Linked DNA regions of Homo sapiens: region 1 is linked to region 2. Evidence: read pairs that join two places in POLR2A ChIA-PET (ENCODE). Cell type or tissue: MCF 10A. All regions are shown on one strand. Links, peaks and the distances in the headings refer to the core of each region. The heading gives the core; the rest is flanking DNA. Region 1 has its middle 7.6 kb from the start of MRS2. Region 2 overlaps KIAA0319.

Region 1 (12,703 bases), core at 2,633-10,632, 170 kb after region 2:
ATCCAGGAGGTGGAGGTTGCAGCGAGCCCAGATCATGCCATTGCATTCCAGCCTGTACTGCATTCCAGCCTGTACGACAGAGTGAGACTCCCATCTCAAAACAAACAAACCCCAAAGACTCAGCATGCCAAAACATCATATTTTGGGGTATTATGGTTTGAGCCCCAGTAGTGGCAAAAATAATCAACTGTCATATGGAATGATGTCATGTATTAAACTTTTGCTATAAAGAATGAGGAGCACAGACACATAAGATTTCTATTCCATATTTAATAAAATGTAAGATAGCATCAATTTTAAGGTACCATTATTTTATGTACCACCAAGAAAGAAAAAAAAACTGATAAGTTATGCTTTCTAAACATGTAGATTGAAAGACATATCTCAATTCCAGTCTTTAAAATATGAAAAAAGTCTTAGGTTAAATACAGTATGTATGCATATTTTAAAAATATGAGTTAATAAATTTATTGTCCCTTCCACAGTAGTAATACAAGGCAGACACAAGTTCCACAGACTTCCTTTCAATATCTATGTATGGACACAAAGCTAAGGAGACAGAGATAGAAACATTTTATTCTGCAGGGTACTGGGACTGGGGATGGAGTAGGAGGGCAGTGCACAAAGAGAAGCCTTCACAGAAGAGAGGATGTTTGACTTGATAATGTGGGGAAAAGAAAGAGAGATCAGATTGTTACTGTGTCTGTGTAGAAAGAAGTAGACATAAGAGACTCCATTTTGTTCTGTACTAAGAACAATTCTTCTGCCTTGAGATGCTGTTAATCTGTAACCCTACCCCCAACCCTGTGCTCCCTGAAACATGTGCTATGTCACCTCAGAGTTAAATGATTAAGGGCTGTGCAGGATGTGCTTTGTTAAACAAATGCTCGAAGGCAGCATGCTTGTTAAGAGTCATCACCACTCCCTAATCTCAAGTACCCAGAGACACAAAACACTGCAGAAGGTCGCAGGGACCTCTGCCTGGGAAAGCCAGGTATTGTCCAAGGTTTCTCCCCATGTGATAGTCTGAAATATGGCCTCGTGGGAGGGGAAAGACCTGACCGTCCCCCAGCCCGACACCCGTAAAGGGTCTGTGCTGAGGAGGATTAGTGAAAGAGGAAGGAACGCCTCTTTGCATTTGAGATAAGAGTAAGGCATCTGTCTCCTGCTTGTCCCTGGGCAATGGAATGTCTCAGTGTAAAGCCCGATTGTATATTCCATCTACTGAGATAGGGGAAAACCGCCGTAGGGCTGGAGGTGGGACATGCTGGCAGCAATACTGCTCTTTAAGGCATTGAGATGTTTATGTATATGCACATCAAAAGCACAGCACTTTTTTCTTTACCTTGTTTATGATGCAGAGACATTTGTTCACGTGTTTACCTGCTGACCTTCTCTCCACTATCATCCTATTGTCCTGCCACATCCCCCTCTCCAGGAAACACCTGATAATGATCAATAAATACTAGGGGAACTCAGAGGCCGGTGCCGGCGCGGGTCCTCTGTATGCTGAGCGCCAGTCCCCCGGGCCCATTTTTCTTTCTCTATACTTTGTCTGTGTGTCTCTTTCTTTTCCAAGTCTCTCATTCTACCTGATGAGAAATGCCCACAGGTGTGGAGGGGCAGCCCAACCCTTCAGATAATTGAAGGCAAAGAAAAACTTTAATCATTGCTTCCAGGGCGTTGAAGTCTGGAAAATCGCTGAGTATAGAGAACATGGCTGGTAGATTTTTCATTTTACTAAAGCTTTAATGATGAGATAAGTATTTCAAACATATTACATGCCTTCAGAGATGCTTCTTTGAGAAAATATGTGATAACTTTCTCTTTAAAACAAAATTTGCACCCAGCACAATGAGACAGCTCTAAGATAACTTTTGCAAAGTCTAAGGAAAACTCTGGAACCTGTCCAGACGTACAGCCTCGTAATTCGTGGCAAAGATTTTTCTGAGAAGGGTGGGAACCATTGGAGGACTTCGAGCAGAGAGGTAATGAGCAGAGGTAACAATCTGATTTATGTTTAAATGGGTCACTCTTGCTGTGTGGGAAAGAGACTACAGAGAGGCAATTGGAAGCAGAGAGATGGTGATGATGGTTTGGGCTAAGGTGGGGATGGTGGAGAGGGGAAGATGAGTTGGGCTTGGTACCATATATTGAAGGCTGAGTTGACAACATTTGCAGATGGGATATAAGAGAAAGAGAGGCATAGATGTTGCTCCAAAATGTGTATCCCGAACAGCAGGGCCTTGCTGGTGCTATTTACTGAGATAGGGAATTTTGGAAAGGAGCAGTTTTTTTTTTGTTTGTTTTGTTTTTTGTGACGAAGTCTCGCTCTGTCGCCCAGACTGGAGTGCAGTGGTGTGATCTCTGCTCACTGCAAGCTCCGCCTCCCGGGTTCACGCCATTCTCCTGCCTCAGCCTCCCAAGTAGCTGGGACTACAGGCGCCTGACACCACGCCCAGCTAATTTTTTGTATTTTTAGCAGAGATGGGGTTTCACCGTGTTAGCCAGGATGGTCTCGATCTCCTGACCTTGTGATCCACCCGCATTGGCCTCCCAAAGTGCTGGGATTACAGGCGTGAGCCACCATGCCTGGCCAGAAAGGAGAAGTTTTTAATTGAAAACTGTGGCTCAAACCTGTAATCCCAGCACTTTGGGAAGCCAAGGTGTGCGGATCACCTGAGGTTGGGAGATCGAGACCAGCCTGACCAACGTGGAGAAACCCCATCTCTACTAAAAATACGAAATTAGCTGGCTGTGGCGGTGCATGTCTGTAATCCCAGCTACTGAGGGGGCCGAGGCAGGAGAATCACTTGAACCCGGAGGTGGAGGGTGCGGTGAGCCAAGATCGCACTATTGCACTCCAGCCTGGGCAACAAGAGTGAAACTCCCGTCTCAACAACAACAACAAGAACAACAACAAAAACAAGAACAACAAAAACTATGGCATGGCATTTGGTTTTGAATGTTAACTTCGAGAGATGTCCTAGACAGATATCTGAGTGTAGATGTCAAGTAAGCAGCCTGGAATTCAGGGAAGGTGTTGGAGATAGATAGTTACATTTGAGACTGTATAGAATATTTAAAGCCACAAGATTGGAAGAGATCTCCCAAGAAGGCCGAGCACAGTGGTTCACCCCTGTAATCCTAGCACTTTGGGAGTCCGAGGCTGGTGGATCACCTGAGGTCTGGAGTTTGAAACCAGCCTGGCTAACGTGGCGAAACCCCGTCTCTACTAAAAATATAAAAATTATTGGGGTATGGTGGCAGGCGCCTATAATCCTGGCTACTCGGGAGGCTGAGGCAGGAGAATCGCTTGAACCCGGGGGGCAGAGGTTGCAGTGGGCCAAGATTGCCCCACTTCACTCCAGCCTGGGGGAAAGCAAAACTCCATCTCAAAAAAAAAAAAAAGTCTCCCAAGAAGTGAGTCAGAGAAAAAGTCATCATACAATTGAGCTCTAGATCCTCTCATATTGAATTGTTAAGAAGATGAGATAGATCCAGCAGAAGAGTATGAGGAGTGACAAAGAAAGAAATAGAATCAGAGGGTGGAATCCTAGAAGCCAAGTAAAGAAAGTTATTTAGTTGGGGTTCAGAAACTGCTACCCCAAAATATGTTTTGACATGTTAAACTGAAGAAGCCTCAAGGTCTCGCTGGCACCACCCCCTGCCAACTGAGTCTTCCAAAGATGAAGTTAACGTTTTTTTTTAACCTAAGATCCAGACCCATTAAAAGAAACAACTGTCTCTTCTCCTCCCTGAAAAACCAAGAATGTAACCATGCTTGAACACACCCTTTGACAGGGTAATGTTCATGTTCATCTCTGTTCCCTGATCCATTCATTCTCCCTAGTAATCCCCTCAATAGAATTCCTCTTCTACTCCCTCCCATAGCCTATTTTGCCAGGGTGGTATATAAGCTTCTTAACCCTGTTGGAGGTTGTGTAATCACCCTGTGATTCTCCCTGTGTACACATTTATACAATTTGCCTTGTCTCCAATCAATCTGCCTTTTGTGGGTTGATTTTTTTAGCAAACTTTCAGTGGCTGAAGGGGAAGTTTCTCTTGGTCCCTACTGTTGCATGAATGAAGAAGTGATAAGTTATGTCAAAATTTTCTGATGGGTAAAATAAGAAATGAGAATTGTCTATATTGGACATGACACTATGGAACTTATTGGTGATCTTCATAGGAGCAGCTTTAATAGAGTAACAGGAAAAGGGACCTGTGAAACCACTTTGCAAAGATTATCACAGTAAGAGATATCTGATGTAGTTGACTCCATCTTGCTTCTGACCTCCAAGCTGTCCTTGGTTGTTCTTAGGTATAGGCCAAACTAACCATGGAGGAATTTGGTTTATAGCTTAACTTTGAAGCAAGGATAATAGTCCTACCCTAAAACTACCCCCTTCCTGCTTGTTTCGGGGCTGAAACCACCTTCATGAGACTAGTGAAAGGCCCAAGATTAGGATTATGGAAGGAGTCTGAGTTCTGCTAAAATGTGGGCATATGTTCTATAATCCCTTACTGTTCAGGAGTCGTGTGGCCAGAGATCACAAGATTTGTGCTTTCTCAATTGCTCCTATAGATAACATCATCACTGTAGAACCTAAGATTGGCCCTTTGAGATGTTTTTCAGACTGACCCCACTCAAATTCATGACTTATGACTCAGCCTGTCCTGTGGTTCCACCTAGAGGAGAACTCAGTGCATGAGGACCATTTTCCAGCCCCTGTGATTTCATCCCCAACCAATCAGCAGCACCTGTTCCTTAGCCCCCTGCCCACCAAATTGTCCATAAAAACCCTAGACTCTGAGCCTTCAGGGAGACTGGGTCAAGTAATAACCTCATCTCTGGTGTGGCTGACCTTGCATCAATTAAACTCTTGTTTTACTGCAATGCCTCAGTCTCAGTGAATTGATTATGGCTGTGCAGCAGGCAGGAAGAACCCATCAGGGTATCACACCTGGATCACTGTCTTCCCTTTTATCCCAAGCCATAGCAGAATCCCAGAAGACGCCTGCATCTATATAATAACAATCTAGCCTCAACATTTCTTAATCTCTTTCCTTACCTTCTTGGCTTCATGGCACATTGAGCTAAAAAGCTATCTTTCTTGATCCCCACTTCCCCACTCTCCACTATCAGGAAGAAGGTGTAGAGGGAGGTGCTTGCCCACTAACTTCAAGCCCAGTGAGAGGAGCTTCTTAAGACCCACTCTAGGAGCTTGAAGAGTTTATAGACTCACACCTGAGCAAGCAATAGACGCTTTGCATCAGGAAAGTAACTGTGTTTTCTCTAAAGGTACATAAAGCCTGAAGTGCAGATGTGACAAGAATATCAGCCTGGGATTGTTTTAAAAAGAATCCTTCCCCAAAGAGCAGCATATCAGGGAGTGAGGAATCTGGCCTTAGAGGCAAGAAGGGGCAGAGCTCAAAGTGATCCGAAGTGGCACCGCCCTTATCAAGGGAATGGCAACCAGATGGGCCTGGGGTGGGGGCGGAAGAGAAGTCCTCTGGAGAACCTCCTTACAATGTGAACCTGTGCACAAGGAGAGTCCACTTTAAAATCTGCCCCAGCTGGGCACGGTGGCTCATGCCTGTAATCCCAGCACTTTGGGAGGCCGAGGTGGGTGTATCACCTGAGGTCTAGAGTTCGAGACCAGCCTGGGCAACATGGTGAAATCCCGTCTGTACTAAAAATACAAAATTAGCTGGGTATGGTGGTGCATGCCTGTAATCCCAGCTACTTGGGAGGCTGAGGCAGGAGAATTGCTTGAACCCGGGAGGTGGAGGTTGCAGTGAGACAAGATCGTGCCATTGTACTCCAGCCTGGGCGACAAGAGCGAAACTCTGTCTCAAAAACAACATAATATAAAATAAATAAAATAAAATAAAATAAAATAAAATAAAATAAAAAAACAAAATAAAAAAAATAAAATAATCTGCCCTGCCTGGAGGGCATGATGCCTTCTTCCAATGAAAGCTTCTGGTTCATCTTACTTTGCCTTACCACCCCAGCAGAGTCAGAAACAGCAGCCATGGAGTAAGAAAGGTGGCAGCAAGGGATAGGGGAGCTGGCACAGGATCTCTATCTACACCAAAATTTCTCCAAGCCCAACAAGGAAAGAGGGGCCAAGTCTTTCTTTGAATGAGGATTGAAGTGTTGATTAGTATATTAGGTCTTACATTGTAAATTACTGAATTGAAATTACCATATGGACTGGACGTTTTAAGTTAGTGAGTTGAGTAACTTAGTTACTAGAGTAGAACACAGGACTGAAGGACCAGAAAAGTCATGGAACCTGCCCAAGTTATCAAGAAGCAGGAGAAGGACTAGCCCCACTCAGCAAGATTAAAGAGACTGCAAGTGACAAAAATAAAGTGGCTTCTATGATTACACCCCATGAGTCCTGCATGTTCCAAGTCCTAGTCATAGTGGTTTCAGATGATCAGTTACACAATCTTGATTGCGTAGAGAAGGAAGAGCAGCCAGGAGGAGTCTGCTGGGAGAATATAATCATCGTGGGTGTAAAGCCTTAAGGAGACTATGGTCAGAGTAGGATATTCATACTGCAACATTTCTGAGATGAAACGGTTCTGGATGGGAACCTAATCCACAGTGTGAGGCACACTGAGCCAGATGAAGAGGAGAAACTAAGAAAAATTTCCAGCCAGGGGAAAAATGTGTGGGCAGACTAGTGCTTTTGGAGGTAGTTGTGCCTGGAGCAAGGTGGGTGAGGAGCTGGAGTGATTCTAGATAAGGCCAGAGGGGTAGGCAGGGACTAGGTCATGCTGGTCTCGTGCTTTGTCAGCCATGGCAAGGAGATTTGATTTCATTCTTTGAGACATGGGGAACTCTTGAAGGGTTTTAAACCAGGGGCAAAGATTCTACATTCATTTTAAAATGATTGCTCTGGCCTCCTTTTGGAGGCTGGATTGTAGAGAGGGGAGAGTGAAAGCAGAGAGATCTTTGAAAGGCTGCATGTAGCAGGCATCCATAAAATATTTGACAGCGCTTGGGATAGGGCAGGTGCAATGGATATGGTGAAGTTAGACTAAAGAGATATTTAGGAAGTAGAGTGGGTAGGACTTGGTGATTAATAAGAGGAAGATGTATTAGGTTGCTAGGGCTGCCATAACAAAATATCCCAGACTGGGTGGTATAAACAACATAAATTAATTTTCTCACAGCTCTGGGAGTTAGTAGTCCAAGATCAAGGTTAAAAAATCAAGGGTTGGTTTCTTTTGAGACCTCTCTCCTCGGCTTGTAGATGTCAATATTCTCTCTGTGTCCTCACATGGTTTTCTCTGTGCATACATCCCTGGTATCTCTTCATGTCCTAATCTCTTCTTTTAAGGACACCAGTTAGATTGGATTAGGGCTCACCCTAATAGAGTCATTTTGCCTACCCTAATAAAGTTAACCCCATTTGGAGATAAGGCCTTTACCTCTTTAAAGGCCTTATCTCCAAATTCAGTTACATTCTGAGATACTGGGGGTTAGGGTTTCACCATATGGATTTTAGGAGAACACAATTCAGTTCATAACAGAAAATAAAGATGAAACCTATTATATCATTCTAGCAGGAGCAAGATGCTGAATTATGATGCTGTGTGCTGAATCGGGGAACCCTGGAGGAAGTGATGGTTTAGATTGGGAGTTCCATTTTGAGCATGGTGAGTTCAACATTGCCACATAAATATCCAACAGAATAAACAGCTGGGCTGGGCATGGTGGCTAACATCTGTAATCCTAGCACTTTGAGAGGCCTAGGCGAGTGGATCAGTTGAGGTCAGCAGTTTGAGACCAGTCTGGCCAACATGGGGAAACCTTGTCTCTACAAAAAATGCAAAAATTAGCTGGGCATGGTGGCAGGCACCTGCAATCCTAGCTACTCCGGAGGCTGAGGCAGGAGAATTGCTTGAACCTGGAAGGCAGAGGTTGCAGTGAGCTGAGATCATGCCACTACACTCCAGCCTGGGCAACAAAGACTCCATCTCAAACAAACAAGCAAATTAAAAACAAAAAACAAAAACAAAAGCAAAACAAAACAAAAAAACAACAGTTGGGTACATTGGTCTAGACCTGCGAAGAAAGTAAGTCTAGGCTAGATATAGAAATGTAGGAGTTTTGGCATATAGATAATAAGGGAGGCCATGGGAACGCAGGGGATTCCCTAGGGAAAGAGAGGAGAACGGGGCCCAGGACAGTCCCCAAGGCACACCAAACAACACCGCGGAGGTGGAGGAGGAGCCATCAAAGGAGATTGAGGAGGGCAGGCCCTTTGTCACCTCTTAGTATGTCCAGGTGCTCCTCAATTTGTGATGGAGTTACATCCAGACAAACCCATTGTAAATTGAAAATATCTGGCCAGGCATAGTGGCTTATTCCTGTAATTCCAGAACTTTGGAAGGCTGAGGTGGGAGGATTACTTGAGACCAGGAGTTTGAGAGCAGCCTGGGCAACATAGTGAGACCCTTTTTCAAAAAATAAAAAATAAAATTTACTGAGTGTGGTGGCATGCCTGTAGTCTCAGCTACTCAAGAGGTTGAGGAGGGAGGATCCCTTGAGGCCAGGAAGCTGAGGATGCAGTGAGCCAAGCTTGTACCACAGCACTCCAGCCTGGGTGACAGAGCAAGGTCCTGTCTCAAAAAAAACCCCAAAAAAGTACATATATGTATAGATAGATAGATAGATAGATAGATAGATAGATAGATACACTTACACACATTTAGATATGTCTATTGATCTCTATATCTCTATATGTCTATCTATAGCTATATCTACATATCTATATCTATCTATAGATGTATCTTTTGTTTTGTTTTTTTGAGACAAAGTCTCACTGTGTCACCCTGGCTGGAGTACAGTAGCATGATCTCAGCTCACTGCAACCTCCACCTCCTAGATTCAAGTGATTCTTGTGCCTCAGCCTCCCAAGTAGCTGGGATTACAGGCATGTGCCACCACACCCGGCTAATTTTTTGTATTTTTAGTAGGGACAAGGTTTCATCCTGTTGCCCAGACTGGTTTCAAACTCCTGAGCTCAGGTGATACACCTGTCTCAGCCTCCCAAAGTGTTGGGATTACAGGCGTGAGCCACTGCGCCTGGTCACTAGAGATATATCTATATACATAATAAGTCAAAAATGTGTTTAATATATCTAATCTACCAAACATCATAGCTTAGCCTAGCCTACCTTAAACATTCTCAGAACCCGTGCATTAGCCTAGGGTTGGGCACAATCACTGGACAACACAGTACACTGTAGAGTATTGGGTGCTTATCCTGGTGATCACCTGGCTGACTGGGAGCTCTACTCATTTCTGCTGCCCACCTTCATGAGAGAATATTGTACAGCATAGCACAAGCCCAGGAAAAGACCAACATTCAAAATCCAAAGGATGGTTTCTACTGGTTGTGTATCACTTTGGCAGCATCATAAAGTTGCAAAATCATCAGTCAAACCACCATAAGTCAGAGACCATCTGTATTACCTAATTGGTGGTAAGCCCAAATAAAATAGTAAAGTTACCCCAAGACCACAATGCTTTTGGCTCTCTTGGTGGAGTAGTGATGGTTAGGCTGGTTGTAATAAAGGGGTTAGAAGTTACCATCACTCTAATTTTCATTAAGTTCCATAATGAAACAACCCATGGGCCTCCTTCATAAAAACCAACGCAGATCCTCAGCTTTGATGTGGGAGGATGGTTCTCTGTCATGGTTTTAGAAGTCTGGTCTCACAGTCCCTCTGCTGTTTCCCTTGGGGCTTTCTGACTGCCATCACCACCATTCTGAACTTGGGGGAGGTTCTACTCCTTTTTAAAGTTCTGGCTTAAGCCAGAATATTTGCATTTGTAATCATATACCAAACACTGTATGAAGATTGCAAGTAGCAAACTGGAGAAACAAAGTCGATGCAATATTGTATTATGGTTTTACTTTTCCACACTTATTCACCTTAAAGGCTTGGTTTCTTCAGGCCAGTAGTTTGCAACCTTTTGTTTAAACCTAAAGAACTGTTTGTATTTTTTTTTTTTGTAGAGGGTATAGAAATTCCGGCCACGTTACATTAGATGAAATGAACTTCCATGTAGTAAGTGTCTACACACTGATTTTTTCATTTTAGTGAGACTAATCTATTTTATTATAGATAAATGTTCCATTGTTATCAGATGATTTTTGACATGGTGAAAATAGCTTTCAGACTCTTCTTATTTTCACGAGCCTAAGGATACAAGGATCCCAGGCTGGGGATCTCAGTCCTAAAATAATTGCTTTTCCTTGGTTGCTGGAGGGATGACAATGTGTCTGTTAATCTGTTCTCTCTTTGCTCCTGCTCTCAAAGCACTTTTGCTAGCAGGCATATTTTCTAATGAAAACATTTAGACCCACCTGGAGTTAATTTAAACAATTTTACTCTCTTAGCATTTCTCCACGGGACAATAATACATATATGAATTTATATCTCATGCTTCCTATCGACCAAAACACTGAAATGTATTTTCTTTTTTTTTTTTTTTTTTGAGATGGAGTTTTACTCTTGTTGCCCAGGCTGGAGTGCAATGGCACACTCTCCACTCACTGCAACCTACGCCTCCCGGGTTCAAATGATTCTCCTGCCTCAGCCTCCTGAGTACCGGGATTACAGGCATGTGCCACCACACTTGGCTAATTTTGGGGTTTTTAGTAGAGACAGGGTTTTGCCATGTTGGTCAGGCTGGTCTTGAACTTCGGACCTCAGGTGATCCATCCACCTCGGCCTCCCAAAGTGCTGGGATTATAGGTGTGAGCCACCTCATGTGGCCTGTATTTTCTACTTTGAAAGACAACGGCTAAACATTGTAAGTATATCATAAGACAAAATAGCCTAAAAGAATGTAATCAGACATGAGACTGAGTTCATGAGAATCATATTTCCTGAATTTCTGATTTTATTGCTGGAGTTTTAGTGAAAATGTATTTGGCTTTGAATTTAATAAATACTATTTATAAAGTTTATGGCTTGTAGATTGCACATGAAAATGATTGTAGAATATTCTTATATCAGGATTTCTCAACCTCAGTTCTATTGACATTTTGGTCGAGATAATTCTTTCTGGGGATGAGAGGTGATCTGTGCATTGCAGGTTGTTTAACAATATTTCTGACCTTTACTCACTAGGTCCCAGTAGCACCCCTTCCCAGAGTTGTGACAACCAGAAATGTGTCTAGACATTGCTATTATCTTCGGAGTGGTTCTGGTTGAGAACCACTGTGTTTTATAATAAGGAGTAGGATCTACAAACCCCAAGACCATTCCATTTCTTTTTTTTTCTTTTTCTTTTTTTAATTTTTAGATGGAGTCTCACTCTGCCACTCAGGCTAGAGTGAAGTGGTGCAATCTCGTCTCACTGCAACCTCTGCCTCCTGGGTTCAAGCGATTCTCGTGCCTCAGCCTCCTGAGTAGCTGAGATTACAGATGTGTGCCACCACACCTGGCTAGTTTTTTGTATTTTTAGTAGAGATGGGGTTTCACCATGTTGGTCAGGCTGGTCTCCAACCCCTAACCTCAAATGTTCTGCCCACCTCAGCCCCCCAGAGTGCCGGGATTACAGGCGTGAACCACTGCACCTGGCCTCCCCAAAACCATTTCTTTTGTTTTAGAAGTTATATCCCTTTAAATGTTCATAGACATCTTCTTCACATATGGTAGATATTAAAATTTGTAAAACGGTTAGTAGACTCCAGCACTAAGTTAAATTTATTTTTCTTTAGGCTTTTATGACTTCAAATGTGTTCTGTTTTATTGTGTCCATTACCACAAAATGAAATCCCAACTTTGTGAGCTTTTTTTTTTTTTTTGAGATGGAGTCTTGCTCTGTCGCCCAGGCCTGAGTGCAATGGTGGGATCTCGGCTTACTGCAACCTCCACCTCCCGGGCTCAAGTGATTCTCCTGCCTCAGCTTCCTGAGCAGCTGGGATTACAGGTACCCGCCACCATGCCTGGCTAATTTTTGTATTATTAGTAGAGATGGGGTTTCACCACGTTGGCCAGGCTGGTCTCGAACTCCTGACCTTGTGATCCGCTCACCTAGGCCTCCCAAAGTGCTGGGACTGCAGGCATGAGTCCCCTGGCCCATTTTCCTTTTTAAAAACAGCACCTACAATGGCAGGTGGGCTTCTCTGAGGTCTGTGTCCATGACCTATCTGAGGATTCCAGGAGATGCCTTTTCCCATGATTTTCAAGAAGTTTGGCCACAGGAGGGAGCACTATTCCTAAGCTTGCTTGTTTATTCTTAACTATTTTTTTTTTTTTTTTTTTTTTTTTTTTTGAGACGGAGTGTCGCTCTGTTACCCAGGCTGGAGTGCAGTGGCGCGATCTCAGCTCACGGCAAGCTCCGCCTCCCGGGTTCACGCCATTCTCCTGCCTCAGCCTCCTGAGTAGCTGGGACTACAGGCACGCGCCGCCACGCCCGGCTAATTTTTGTATTTTTAGTAGAGACGGGGTTTCACCGTGTTAGCCAGGATGGTCTCGATCTCCTGACCTTGTGATCCGCCCGCCTCGGCCTCCCAAAGTGCTAGGATTACAGGCGTGAGCCACCGCGCCCGGCTATTCTTACCTATTTTAATACGTGCTTGTATTTTAATATAAGATTGTCAGAGAGAGTTAATTCCTATCTAGAAATCAGAAATATAACTAGATTTTACATCAGTAC
Region 2 (12,703 bases), core at 1,625-9,624:
GTGATCCTGTCTACACTCAACCCATCCTGCAGTGACTGTAGACACCAGAAGTGCAGTGTAAGGGGCGACCCATATCATCTAACATTTTCTGAGCTTTACATGCTCTGTCTCATAGAACCCTGTATCAGTTTGTAAGAGATAAATAAGAATATTATTCCTATTTAAAGTTGAAGAAACTGAGGCTTGTAGACACTAATGAGACCACACAGACTAAGGTTGCCCAGATAGTAAGAGAAAGAGCTTGGACCCAAACTGAGGTATTTTTGACAAGCCCCGATCTTAGTGACTATACTGTGATCTCTCTCCTAGGAGAGGGCTTATCTGGCTTATTCCCTCCTCTTCCATGCTCTCCCTAAAGATAGATGAGGATTTCACCTAATTTTATTCAAAGAAGAAATGGGAGTCGTTTCTAAGGCTCATTTTCCAAGGATAGATCATTTCACTGGCAGCTTGACTTAAAAAAATCGAGAACAAATATTCTCTTCCCAGTAATCCAGCAGACTCTGCCTGAGATAGGTTTTAGCTTGTGACTCTTACACTGAACTAGAGAGTACAGATGAATGGAGTTTTCTTAGAATTCTCTAAATGGTATATATTATAGCTGGAACAAAACATTTATAAGAGCACAAATCGCATGCCTGTCATATTCAAAACCCCATGCCCCCTCCCTTATGTTAACCACTTCTATGTTTTATAGAGGCCCCAGTGCAGTGGAGATGGAAAATATTGACAAAGCAATAGCCACTGTGACTGGTCTCCAGGTGGGGACCTACCACTTCCGTTTGACAGTGAAAGACCAGCAGGGACTGAGCAGCACGTCCACCCTCACTGTGGCTGTGAAGAAGGGTGAGTGGGTCTGAGGTGGACAGGGCTGGGCCTGCTCTGCTTTCGAGTCTGCAGGACCCTCAGCCAGGCCATGACTATTCAGAGATGTTGGTGTTTGCTTATTTGTTCGCAGCAGATGCCGAACCCTGCCTGGCTGAAAAAAAGCCAACTTTCTTCTATTCATGTTAGCTGTTTCTCAGTCGCCCTCTGCAAGCAGACATTTCCTTTTGTTTGTGGAGCATATCTTCTAATGACTTCACTCTTCTGTGACTACTAGTAATGAAAGACCCACGTCCAAATGACACCATTATGCTTTTTTTCCTTTATTCCTTGGAAATTCAAGAAAAGAGATGTTTTCAAATTCCATATCGTTTCTTAGTGTGAAATCTGTGGTCTAGACTAGTGAATACTGCTTTAGGTACTTGTCTCCTTGTCTGTCTTCCCATTTGACTGTGAACTGCCTGAGTGTCTTTGCTTCAGACATCTCTGTATCCTCAGTATAGCCTCAGTATAGCAGAGTGCTAGACTCATGGCAAATCAGAGGTGTTGAATGAATTAGTGAATGGATGATTACAACGTGTTGAAGTGCAGAGGAGTATAAGAGCCTGGCTGGATGGAAAGGTTCAAGCATTGTAGAATGGCAAGAGTGTGGGACGCTGGGAGAGTGGCTGCAGCCTGAGGCACAGGCTCTGCCATGGAGGGTTGTATGTGCCACGGGCCATGCTTAGGGGTTTGGACTTTATCCTCTGGGCAGCTGGGAGAGGCTGAAGCAACTTTAACAGCAAAGTGATATAGATTTGGATTTTTCAAAAGATTTTATTGTAGAGATTTTCAACCATGCATAAAAGTAGAGAGAATAGTCTGAACAGGCATCTTGACTTGTTTCTAAGGGGAAATTGGGAGGGATCAGGCTGGGTCCCAGAGCCCCTTCTGGACAAGCAGGATTTGCCTCACAGCAGCCTCATCTCCAAATTGAGGCTGTGTCTTATTATGATCTCCCCACTGTACCCCAGTGTTGTTAGTGCTCCCTGGCCCCTCTTTTCTGAAGTTATTACATCAGAAATGGCTTTTACATTGCCTCATTTTTTTATTTTTAAAATAGACCCAGGGTCTCACTCTGTTGCTCGGACTGGAGTACTGTGCTGTGATCATAGCTCATTGCAGCCTCAAACTCCTGATCTCAAGTGATTCTCTCACCTCAGCTTCCTGAGTAGCTGGGTCTACAGGTGTGTGTTACCATGCCCAGCTGATTTTTAATTTTGTGTGTGTGTGGAGACGGGTCTTGCTACCCAGGCTGGTCTTGAACTTCTGGCTTCAAGCACTCATCCTGCCTTAGCCTCCCCAAGTGTTAGGATTACAGTTATGAGCCACCATGCCTGGCCATTGCCTCATTTATATTTAACACCTAGTCAGAGAAGTGAGGGCCTAATTATCATTGTTATTATTTCAATTTTTAATTTTTCATAGAGATGGAGACTTGTTGTGTTGCCCCGGCTGGTCTCAAACTCCTGGTCTCAAGTGATTCTCCTGCTTTGGCCTCCTAAAGTGCTGGGATTACAGGTGTGAGCCACTGCACCCAGCCTACTTTTTACTCAAATTTTTTTTTTCTTTTTTTTTGTCTTAGAGAGTCAAGATTTGGCAGTACTTGAAGTGGAAATATTTCTGGCCAGATAGTGTGGACCAGTACAAAATGACCCAAAGTATATTGTAAACCAAAATATTGCCACTTTCAATACCCTAAATGTTGGTAAAATCATTGTTTCTATTTTTCAAGGACAGAAAAGGTATAACAATATTAGAAAAATTCCCAAGGTACAGCTTGCCACCTGCTTTACCGTTTTCATCCCAAATTATAGCTAACTAAGTACAAATGGAGCTTTAAGGAAGTCTGTATCTTATATGCATCTGGGGAAAAAAATGCCTTTTTGGATATTTTAATTCTACATACTGTATCTGCAAGGTGGAAGAGTTGTGGATGTTTTATGACACACTTATTCTATCACTGGTGTTTTAAATCAATCTCTTTGCTTTCATTTTGCTATATTTGACTTAGAAAATAATAGTCCTCCCAGAGCCCGGGCTGGTGGCAGACATGTTCTTGTGCTTCCCAATAATTCCATTACTTTGGATGGTTCAAGGTCTACTGATGACCAAAGAATTGTGTCCTATCTGTGGATCCGGGATGGCCAGAGTCCAGCAGCTGGAGTGAGTACTGAGAGAGAATTGCTCCTAGACCACTTATCATTACATCTGCATTAGTCAGCTTGGGCTGCAAACAATATATCACGGTATATTCTAAGGAAAGGATATAAGTATAAGGAGGCTTAAACAACAGAACTTAATTTTGTCTCCATTATGGAGGCTGGGAAGACAGGCTCAAGTTGCTGGCTAATTCAGTTTCCAGTGAGGTCTTTCTTCCTGGCTTGCAGACAGCTGCCTTCTTACCATGTCCTCCCATAGCAGGGGAAGAGAGAGCACTCTGGTGTCTCTTCTTATAAGGACAGTAAATCCTATTGGATCAGGGGCCTACCCTTATGACCTCAATTAACCTTAACTACTTCCTTATAGGTCCTATTTCTAGATACAGTCATATGGGGTTAGGGCTTCAACACAGGAGTCTGGGAAAGACACAGTTCGGTCCACGGCAGTGTCTCTATAATGACCTCATCTCTCTTTCCCTGTTCCCTGTAAGGTGCTTATGCTTCTACATTAGAATGTTCTGAAGGCTGGAGGCAGTAGGCTGCTTTGAGATTTAGCCAAAAGCTGAAATCCTTTCTGACTTTTTCCTGAACAGACTTTGGATGGGGCAGGAAACCATAGCTTGGAAGCACTTTGAGGTCAAGTCTTCCAGCAGGATGCTTTTCCATCCTTCGTATTTTGGTCCAAGTGGATTCTTTTCTGTTCCTCATATTGTACCAGATGAGTCAATAGATCACGGATTGCTATTTACGTTTTATAGATGCAGAAGGCGAAATGCAGAGATGAGAAGTGACTTGGCCGAGGTTAACTAATCCATTTCTTTTGTTCTTTTTTTTTTTTTTTTTTTTTTGAGATGGAGTCTCACTCTATCGCCCAGGCTGTAGTGCAGTGGCGCAATCTCGGCTCACTGCAACCTCCGCTGCCCGAGTTCGAGCTATTCTCCTGCCTCAGCCTCCCGCGTAGCTGGGACTACAGGCACGTGCCACCACGTCCAGCTAATTTTTGTAGTTTTAGTAGAGATGGGGTTTCACCATGTTGGCCAGGATGGTCTTGATCTCTTGACCTTGTGATCCACCCGCTTCGGCCTCCCAAAGTACTGGGATTACAGGCGTGAGCCACCGCGCCCAGCCTTAACTAATCCATTTTTAATCAAACTAGACACACCTAGGTTTTTAGCTCCTGGCAGGCATTTTACCCCCATTAGATCACTCTGCCTCTTAGGACATAAATGTATGTACGTCTTCATTCCTGCCATTTCTAAGGACTGGAGAGATACAGATTTAGTCTTGGAGATGTACTAAGGAGTGGTCACAGGGAAGGAACTGAAAATGCTTTATACTTTTTTTTTTTGAGTCCGAGTCTCGCTCTGTCACCTAGACTGGAGTTTAGTGGTGCGATCTAGGCTCACTGCAAGCTCCACTTCCCAGGTTCAAGCCATTCTCCTGCCTCAGCCTCCCGAGTAGCTGGGACTGCAGGTGCCCACCACCACGCCTGTCTAATTTTTTTGTATTGTATTTTTAGTAGAGACGGGGTTTCACCTTGTTAGCCAGGATGTTCTCGATCTCCTGACCTCGTGATCCGCCTGCCTTTGCCTCCCAAAGTGGTGGGATTACAGGCGTGAGCCACCATGCCCTGCCAAATGCTTTATACTTTCTAAGCACTTCTAGAATTAACACTATTCAACTAGATGGGGGATTAGCCTCTAAATGTAATAACAATGAGTCTCTGTTCACAGCACATATTCGTTATCACCCCTTCTATTAGCAGGAGTCTGGGAGGTTCTTCTCTCATTCTTTGGAGCTTAGAAGCCCACAGAACAGAGGACGCTACACAGGGTCTTGGGTTATTTCAGGTGAACATGATACATTATGAGGGAATTCAAGATGAGAGTTTTGTAAAGCTATGTTTGAAAATAAGACCCAGAAAACCTGTGCTTTGTTCTCAGCGTCCTTGCCCTAATTCAAATGGTCTTTCCCTTTGTTGGATACAATTAATTATTTGGTAATTCCTGGAAAGTGCTTGGTAAACTTAGTTCAGTTCAGGAAATACTGTCTGAGGATGTGCCCCCTGGTGCTTTTTGGGGAAGAGATGCTGAGGATTTCTCCAGTCTTTAGCTATCCCGCCAGCCTCATTCCCTGCAGCCTCCCTCTTAAAGTCACGCCTGTGTTAAAAAGATGGGACACTGAGGTTTAGGATCAACAGAAGCCCAGAAATTGGGACCCGAGGATTGACAGCTGCCCTGTGATCCGTGTTCTTTCGCAGGATGTCATCGATGGCTCTGACCACAGTGTGGCTCTGCAGCTTACGAATCTGGTGGAGGGGGTGTACACTTTCCACTTGCGAGTCACCGACAGTCAGGGGGCCTCGGACACAGACACTGCCACTGTGGAAGTGCAGCCAGGTGAGTTCCTGGGCTCTGGAGCTGGCCATGCAGGCTCTGGCTGGTCAGCCTTTGGGGTCTTTACGCTGACAGATGTGACCAGTGTGGGAGGCCTCCTGTGGCTGGCTCCAGCTCTTGGCTGGACCCACTTTGAGGATGTCTCTTACACCTTGTTGTGTATCCCCAGATAGATCCAGCCTCATCACTCTTTAAAAGAGAATGTTATCTGGCAACTAGATTTTCTTTTCATGTTTGTTTTCCTGCCAGAAGACAAAGACTTAATGTGAAGTGGACACAAGGGCCTCATACCAGGGCACAGAGGGAGGCAGCTCCAGTGAAGTGGCTGTAACGACCTCAGCATAAACTGGACTGGGAAGTGCCCATTGGCACTTGGAAGCAAAATTCTCTTTCTGGTCCTGGGAAAATGTGGAAGAGGCTGAAATTTTCAGCTAGCCCAGAGGCTAATTAGGTACACCCGATTATCTTCTGGAAAAAAAATTATAAACAACAAACTGTGATAAAACAAGGGAAAGTACTCCCAGATAGTGGCCTTTGCGGTGTTTAGAAGAATTTACCTGAGTGCTACAACTCAAATGTAGAAATGGCATAGGAGTAACTTTGAGCTCCTATAGAAACCTCGCTCCTTATGCTCTAAAGCCTGTGCAAATGTCCAAGTGCAAATCCTGTATCTTCTCTTTCCCCAGACCCTAGGAAGAGTGGCCTGGTGGAGCTGACCCTGCAGGTTGGTGTTGGGCAGCTGACAGAGCAGCGGAAGGACACCCTTGTGAGGCAGCTGGCTGTGCTGCTGAACGTGCTGGACTCGGACATTAAGGTCCAGAAGATTCGGGCCCACTCGGATCTCAGGTAGGAGCTGCACACTCAAGGCGGGGCCTTGGCCGTACAAAATTCCAGCTCTTACCTCATCCCAGTCCAGTAGAAAACTGTTCATTCCTCTGCTACTTTTGTATTTTTGACACACTTTTATCCCATTCATATACTTTTTTTCTCAAAGGGCAGTAGTATGGCCAACATCATGCTAGGTCCTTCCTAAAATTCTCAGTAAATGTTTGCTGATTGGGAATGTTCTGAGTGAAGGAGGTGCTGGGGAACAGCAGGGGAGACGGTTGTTAGCTCTGGTGTCTTCAGAGCTGGGCAAGGGGTCTGGAGCATGTGAAGAGGATGTCTCACAGCTGGGCTGCATCCCTGCCCCACGTTCATGGGGACTGAGGCTTCTCTCAATGTGAAAGGATCACTGATTACCATTTGCCATCTCCTGGGAGTATATGAGGCTGAAACTCTGGCCTTTATTTTTCATGACATCTTTGTATTTAATTGAGTTTTATTTATTTAATCTATTTATTATTTTATTTTATTTTTATTTTTTGAGACAGGGTCTCGCTCTGTTGCCTAGGCTAAAGTGCAGTGGCATGGTCTCAGCTTACTGTAACCTCCGCCTTTCAGATTCAAGTGATTCTCCTGCCTCAGCCACCTGAGTAGCTGGGACTACTGGTGCCCCCACTATACCCGGCTAATTTCTGTATTTTTAGTAGAGGCAGGGTTTCATCTTGTTGACCAGGCTGGTCTCAAACTCCTGACCTCAAGTGATTCGCCCACTTAGGCCTCCCAGGGTGCTGGGATTATAAGTGTGAGCAACCATGCCTGGCTGAATTTTACTTTTAAAGTCTTATCTAGCTCAGGGTGGAGTGGGAGGAGGGAGAAAAAGAATATGGGAATGAAAACCCACTATTCACAGTAACTCCATTTGCCTAGCTATTGTCAGCTCTTCCACTTTGGTTAGTTTTCCAGAGAACTGAAGTTCACTTAGAAAAACACCAAATTTAAACATGTTCTAATTATTTTCTAAGGAACTCTTTCTAAAATGGATCATATATTTCCCTCGTAAAATATAAAATACTGAATCAAAGACATGTCTGAAAATCAACAAAACCAAAAGTTGTTTCTTGGACAGATCAGCAAAATTGATAAATCCTTAGCTAGATTGACTAAGAAAAAATAGAGAAGACTCATACTACTAAAATTAGGCATGAAATAAGGCACATTACTACTGACTTTATAGAAATAAAAAGGGCTGGATGCAGTGGCTCATACCTGTAATCCCAACACTTTGGGAGGCCAAGGCAGGCAGATAGCTTGAACCCAGGAGTTCGAGACCAACCTGGGCAATGGCGAAATGCTATCTCCACAAAAAACTTGCCAGGTGGCCAGGTGCGGTGGCTGACGCCTGTAATCCCAGCACTTTGGGAGGCCGAGGTGGGCAGATCACTTGAGGTCAGGAGTTCAAGACCAGCCTGGCCAACATGGCGAAACCTCGTCTCTACTAAAAATACAAAAATTAGCTGGGTGTGGTGGCAGGTACCTGTAATTCCAGCTACTCAAGAGGCTGAGGCAGGATAATTGCTTGAACCTAGGAGGCAGAGGTTGCAGTGAGCTATCGCGCCACTGCACTTCAGCCTGGGTGACAGAGCGAGACTCCATCTTAAAAAAAAAAAAAATTAGCCAGGCATGGTGGCACACGCCCATGGTCTCAGCTACCCAGGAGGCTGAGGTGAGAGGATCACTTGGGAGGTTGAGGCTGCTGTGAGCCATGTTCACACCATTGCATTCCAGCCTGGACAACAGAATGAGACCCAGTCTCCAAAAAATGTGGGTGGGGGAGGATTATAAGAGAATATTATGGATCATTGTATGTCAACACATTAGATAACCTAGATTAAGTGGACAAATTCCTAAACAGACATAAATTACAAAAACTCACTTGAGAAGAACTTAAAAATCTAAATAGACCTATAACAAATAAAGAGATTGAATTAGTAATGTTAAAACTTTCCACAAAATTCAAGACCAGATGGCTTCACTGATTAATTCTGCAAAATGTTTAAAGAATGAACAGTCCTTCACAAACTTCCAAAAAATAGAAGAGGAGGGAACATTTCCCAACTCATTCAGTAAGACCAGTTTTACCTTGACACTAAAATCAGACAAAGACATCACAAGAAATGAGAACTACAGACCAATATCCCTTGTGAATATAGAAGCAAAAATCTACAACAAAATACTATCAAACTGAATCCAGCAACTTATTACAAGGTTTATAGACCATAACCAAGTGGGATTTATCCCAGGAATGCAAGTGTGGTTCAGCATATAAAAATCAATAAATGTCATAAACCACATTAATAGGATAAAGGACAAAACCACAGGATCATCTCAATAGGCACAGAAAAAGCATTTGACAAAATCCAACACCCTTTCATGATGAAACACTTGCCGTGGGTTGAATTATATCCACCCCCTGCCCCCCACCAAAATATAGTCAAGCCCTAACCTCTGGTACCTATGAATGTCACCTTACTTAGAAATAGGGTCATTACAGATGTAATTAGTTAAGAAGTTATACTGGAGTAGGGTGGGCTTTTAAATCAATATGACTGGTGTTCTTCTAAGAAGAGGACAAGAGACATAGAGAGAGGCACACAGGAAGAACACCATGTAACGACCGAGGCAGGGACTGGAGAGATTCTTCCACAAGCCAAGGAATACCAAGGATTGCTGGCAGCACCAGAGCTAACAGAACACTTTGATTTTGGACTTCTGGCCTCCAGAACTGTGAGAAGAGGTTTCTGTTGTTTTAAGCCACTTCGTGGGACGTGTTTCACAGCAACCCTAGGGGATGAATACAGATTGGAGTAGCTATTTCTCCAAAGAAGATATACAGATGGCCAATAAGCACATGAAAAGGTGCTCACCATTAGCCACCAGGAAAATGCCAACCAAACCCATGTTGAAATATCACTTCACACCTGCTAGGATGGCTAGAATCCAAGACAGACCATAGCAAGTGCTGGCGAGCCTGTGGAGAAACTGGAACATTTATACATTGCTAGTGGGGATGTAAAATGGTACAGCCACTGTGGAATACAGTTTGGCAGTTCCTCAATATGCTAAGCATACAGCTACCATATAACCCATTAATTCCACTCCTAGGTATATACTCAATAAAAATGAAAAACTTATGTCTACACAGAAACTTGTATATGAATGTTCATAGCACAAATTCATAATAGCCAAAATGTGGAAGCAACTCAAGTGTCCACCAGCTGATGAGTGGATACAAAATGTGATATATTCATACAACAGAATATCATTTGGCAATAAAAAGGAATAAAGTATTGATGTGTGCTACAACATGGATGAACTTTGAAAACATGATGGTAAGTGAAAGAAGCCACACACAGAAGGTCTCATATTGTATGATTCCATCTATCTGAAGTGTCCAGAAGAGGCAAATCCATAGAGACCAAAAGCAGATTAGTGGTTGCCCGGGACTGTGGGGAGGAGGTGCTAATGAGTGTGGATTGTCTTTCTGGGGTGATGAAGATGTTTTGAAATTTGATAGTGGTGATGGTTGTGCAACTTTGTGAATATACTAAAAGCCATTCCATTTACACTTTAGAAGCGTGAATTTTATGATATGTAAGTTATATCTCAATCAAAAAAAGGTAAAAAGAAAGACATGTCTGCAAGTTATTTTGTGTATATTTGTCTTTTTGCACACATTTATACATTGCTCCTTTTTTTTTTTTTACTATTATGGATTTATTGCAAAGAATATATTAAAGGATACAAATGAACAGCCAGATGAAAAGGTACATAGGGCAAGATCTAGAAGGGTCCTGTGCATGGGAGCTTCCATCCCCATGGATGTAACACTTCATACATCCCAGCACATAGATGCATTCTTGTTCACTAACCTGATAGCTCTCCAGACCCATTTGGTTAGGATTTTCAAAAACTGATACATAATTTACACATTGCTTCTTTTATCTGAAGATCTGTCTGTCTTTGATCAGCTGTACGTTGAGACTGAAGAGGCTTTGTGAATAGAAACATCAATTCCTTGGCTCACAGATACGCCCCTGTCCTTGGCAAGCCACAGAGCTGTAGCCGTCTACCTCCCCAGTTTCACAGGTCAGATGCTGTGGTGGGCGTGTCATGGTAGTCACCATCTGACCATGTGGCTGTCCTCTCTCATTGTCTCCTCCACAGCACCGTGATTGTGTTTTATGTACAGAGCAGGCCGCCTTTCAAGGTTCTCAAAGCTGCTGAAGTGGCCCGAAATCTGCACATGCGGCTCTCAAAGGAGAAGGCTGACTTCTTGCTTTTCAAGGTCTTGAGGGTTGATACAGCAGGTAGGTCTCCTATGGAATATTCTAAAACAATCAGACTTGCCAATCATGGATAAGTTTGACAAACATAGAAGAGGAGTGACATGTGAACATTTTCACTTTAGCATCCAGGGACTTGTTTTACATTTATTTCTCCAATAGAGTTTCCTGCAGCATGCATTTGCCAACTACTCTTGGTCTTGGAAGAAAAATGGAAAACAATAATAATTATGGGCCTAAAGTTAAGATTATACTCACAAGATAATGGCTATTGGCAGAAAGAACAGTGTTAAAGACAAATAAGTGTTACTGGCTGCAAAAGCCATGTTTATATAATTTATTTACCTTGGACATCATGCCTTAGGTTGTGATGATAATGTCATGTAGCTCCTTGAAAATTTAAGACAGCTTGCAAATGCCTTCTCCAGGTGTGCCTCTTTTCTTAGCTCCATGCTCACCACCCCTTCCAGGGTACTCAAATGATTCATAGTCCCATTGTTTCTATCTTTATTTCATGAGTAACATGAATCTCTTGTTATGTTGAAGTGGTTATTTCAGTAGACTCCAGGGAAATGAGAGTTACAAGGGAAATGATAATGTTTGGGCAGTAAAATTTAATTTGTTTCAGATATCTATCTATCTATCTATCTATCTATCTATCTATCTATCTAGATATATATATATCCATCTACAATTGACTTTCTCAATTATAATATGGAGTAACTTAATTTTTAATAACTCCTTTTTTCTTTTCTTTTTTTTTGGTATTTTTAGTAGAGATGGCCTTAGCCATCATGGCTTAGTAGAGCCTTAGCCATGTTGGCCAGGCTGTTCTCAAACTCCTGGCCTCAAGTGATCCACCCACCTCAGCTTCCCAAAGTGCTGAGCCACCACGCCCAGCCAATAACTCCTTTTTTTTTCTAGCTACAAAAATAATATTTATTTATTGTACAAAATTTAGAATATCCAGAGAGGCACAAAGAGGAAAATAATTCTCTAAATTCTAGGTCCAAAATTCTCACCATCCAAAGAAAATTTTTATTAATACTCTGATATATGTTTTTCCAGTTCCACCATCTCTACAATCAGGATGACATGATATATATTTTTAATCTGATTTTTAACTTCAAATCATATTATGAGCCAGGAACAGTAGCACATGCCTGTAATCCCAGCTACTCCAGAGGCTGAGGAGGGAGGATGTCTTGAGGCTAGGAGTTTGAGACCAGCCACAGCAACATAGCAACAAGACCTTGTCTCTTAAAAAAAAAAAGTATATTATGATTATGTTCCCCAATCCTTTAAAATTTCTCTTCAATAAAATTTTTATGGCCACATAGTATTCTACCCTGGATATGCTCCATAATTATGCAACCAGTTTCTTATCCATGGGTTTTAGGGTTGGTTTTAAAGATAATGCTATAATGTAGATAAATCTTTGGGCATGTCCTCAATAATTGCCATTGCACTCCAGATAAATACTTAGAATTATTTTCTTAGGCCAGACAATGTTATGTTTTTGCTACTTTTTTGAGTCTAGCTCTGTCCCTCTGTTGCCCCGGCTGCAGTGCAGCGGTGTGATCTCGGCTCACTGCAACCTCTGCCTCCTGGGTTCAAGTGATTCTCGTGCCTCAGCCACCTGAGTAGCTGGCATTACAGGCGCACACCATCACGCCCAGCTAATTTATTGTATTTTTAGTAGAGGTGGGGTTTCGCTATATTGGCCAGGCTGGTCTCAAACTCCTGGCCTCAAGTGATCCACTCACCTTGGCTTCCCAAAGTGCCGGGATTACAGGCGTGAGCAACCGCACCCAGCCAGTAAACTTTTTTTTTGAGACAAAGTCTTGCTCTGTCACCAGGCTGGAGTGCAGTGGCGCGATCTCGGCTCACTGCAACCTCCAACTCCCTGGTTGAAGTGATTCTCCTGCTTCAGCCCCCTGAGTAGCTGGGACTACAGGCATGTGCCACCATGCCCAGCTAATTTTTGTATTTTTAGTAGAGATGGGGTTTCACCATGTTGGTCAGGATGGTCTGGATCTCCTGACCTTGTGATCTGCCCACCTCGGCCTCCCAATATTTTTAAGGCTTTTGCTGCGTGGTGTGGACTGGCTTT

The links. ChIA-PET counts read pairs that join two places held together with the same protein. Peaks named below come from ENCODE experiments on the same cell type or tissue, not always from the same donor. Only the 100,000 strongest peaks of a DNase experiment are listed, where the experiment ranks them.
Region 1: POLR2A ChIA-PET joins it to region 2 with 5 read pairs; 5 of 35 experiments call an interaction of 5 or more read pairs at or near these places.

What each region holds. Positions count from the first base shown.
Region 1 is chr6:24,388,982-24,401,684 of GRCh38, reverse strand. No RefSeq gene overlaps it. Among named protein-coding and RNA genes, the nearest start is that of MRS2, 7.6 kb to the left of the region's middle. RefSeq lists silencers at 1-164, 1,050-1,344 and enhancers at 321-1,056, 1,057-1,792. In MCF 10A, for the core only: no CTCF peak of the experiment used is centred there; a DNase peak (open chromatin) is centred at 6,464.
Region 2 is chr6:24,556,924-24,569,626 of GRCh38, reverse strand. KIAA0319 reads left to right here. Exons shown (of 21, transcript NM_014809.4): 13 at 698-846; 14 at 2,879-3,030; 15 at 5,287-5,425; 16 at 6,109-6,268; 17 at 10,472-10,614. Among named protein-coding and RNA genes, the nearest start is that of ALDH5A1, 68 kb to the right of the region's middle. In MCF 10A, for the core only: no CTCF peak of the experiment used is centred there; no DNase peak of the experiment used is centred there.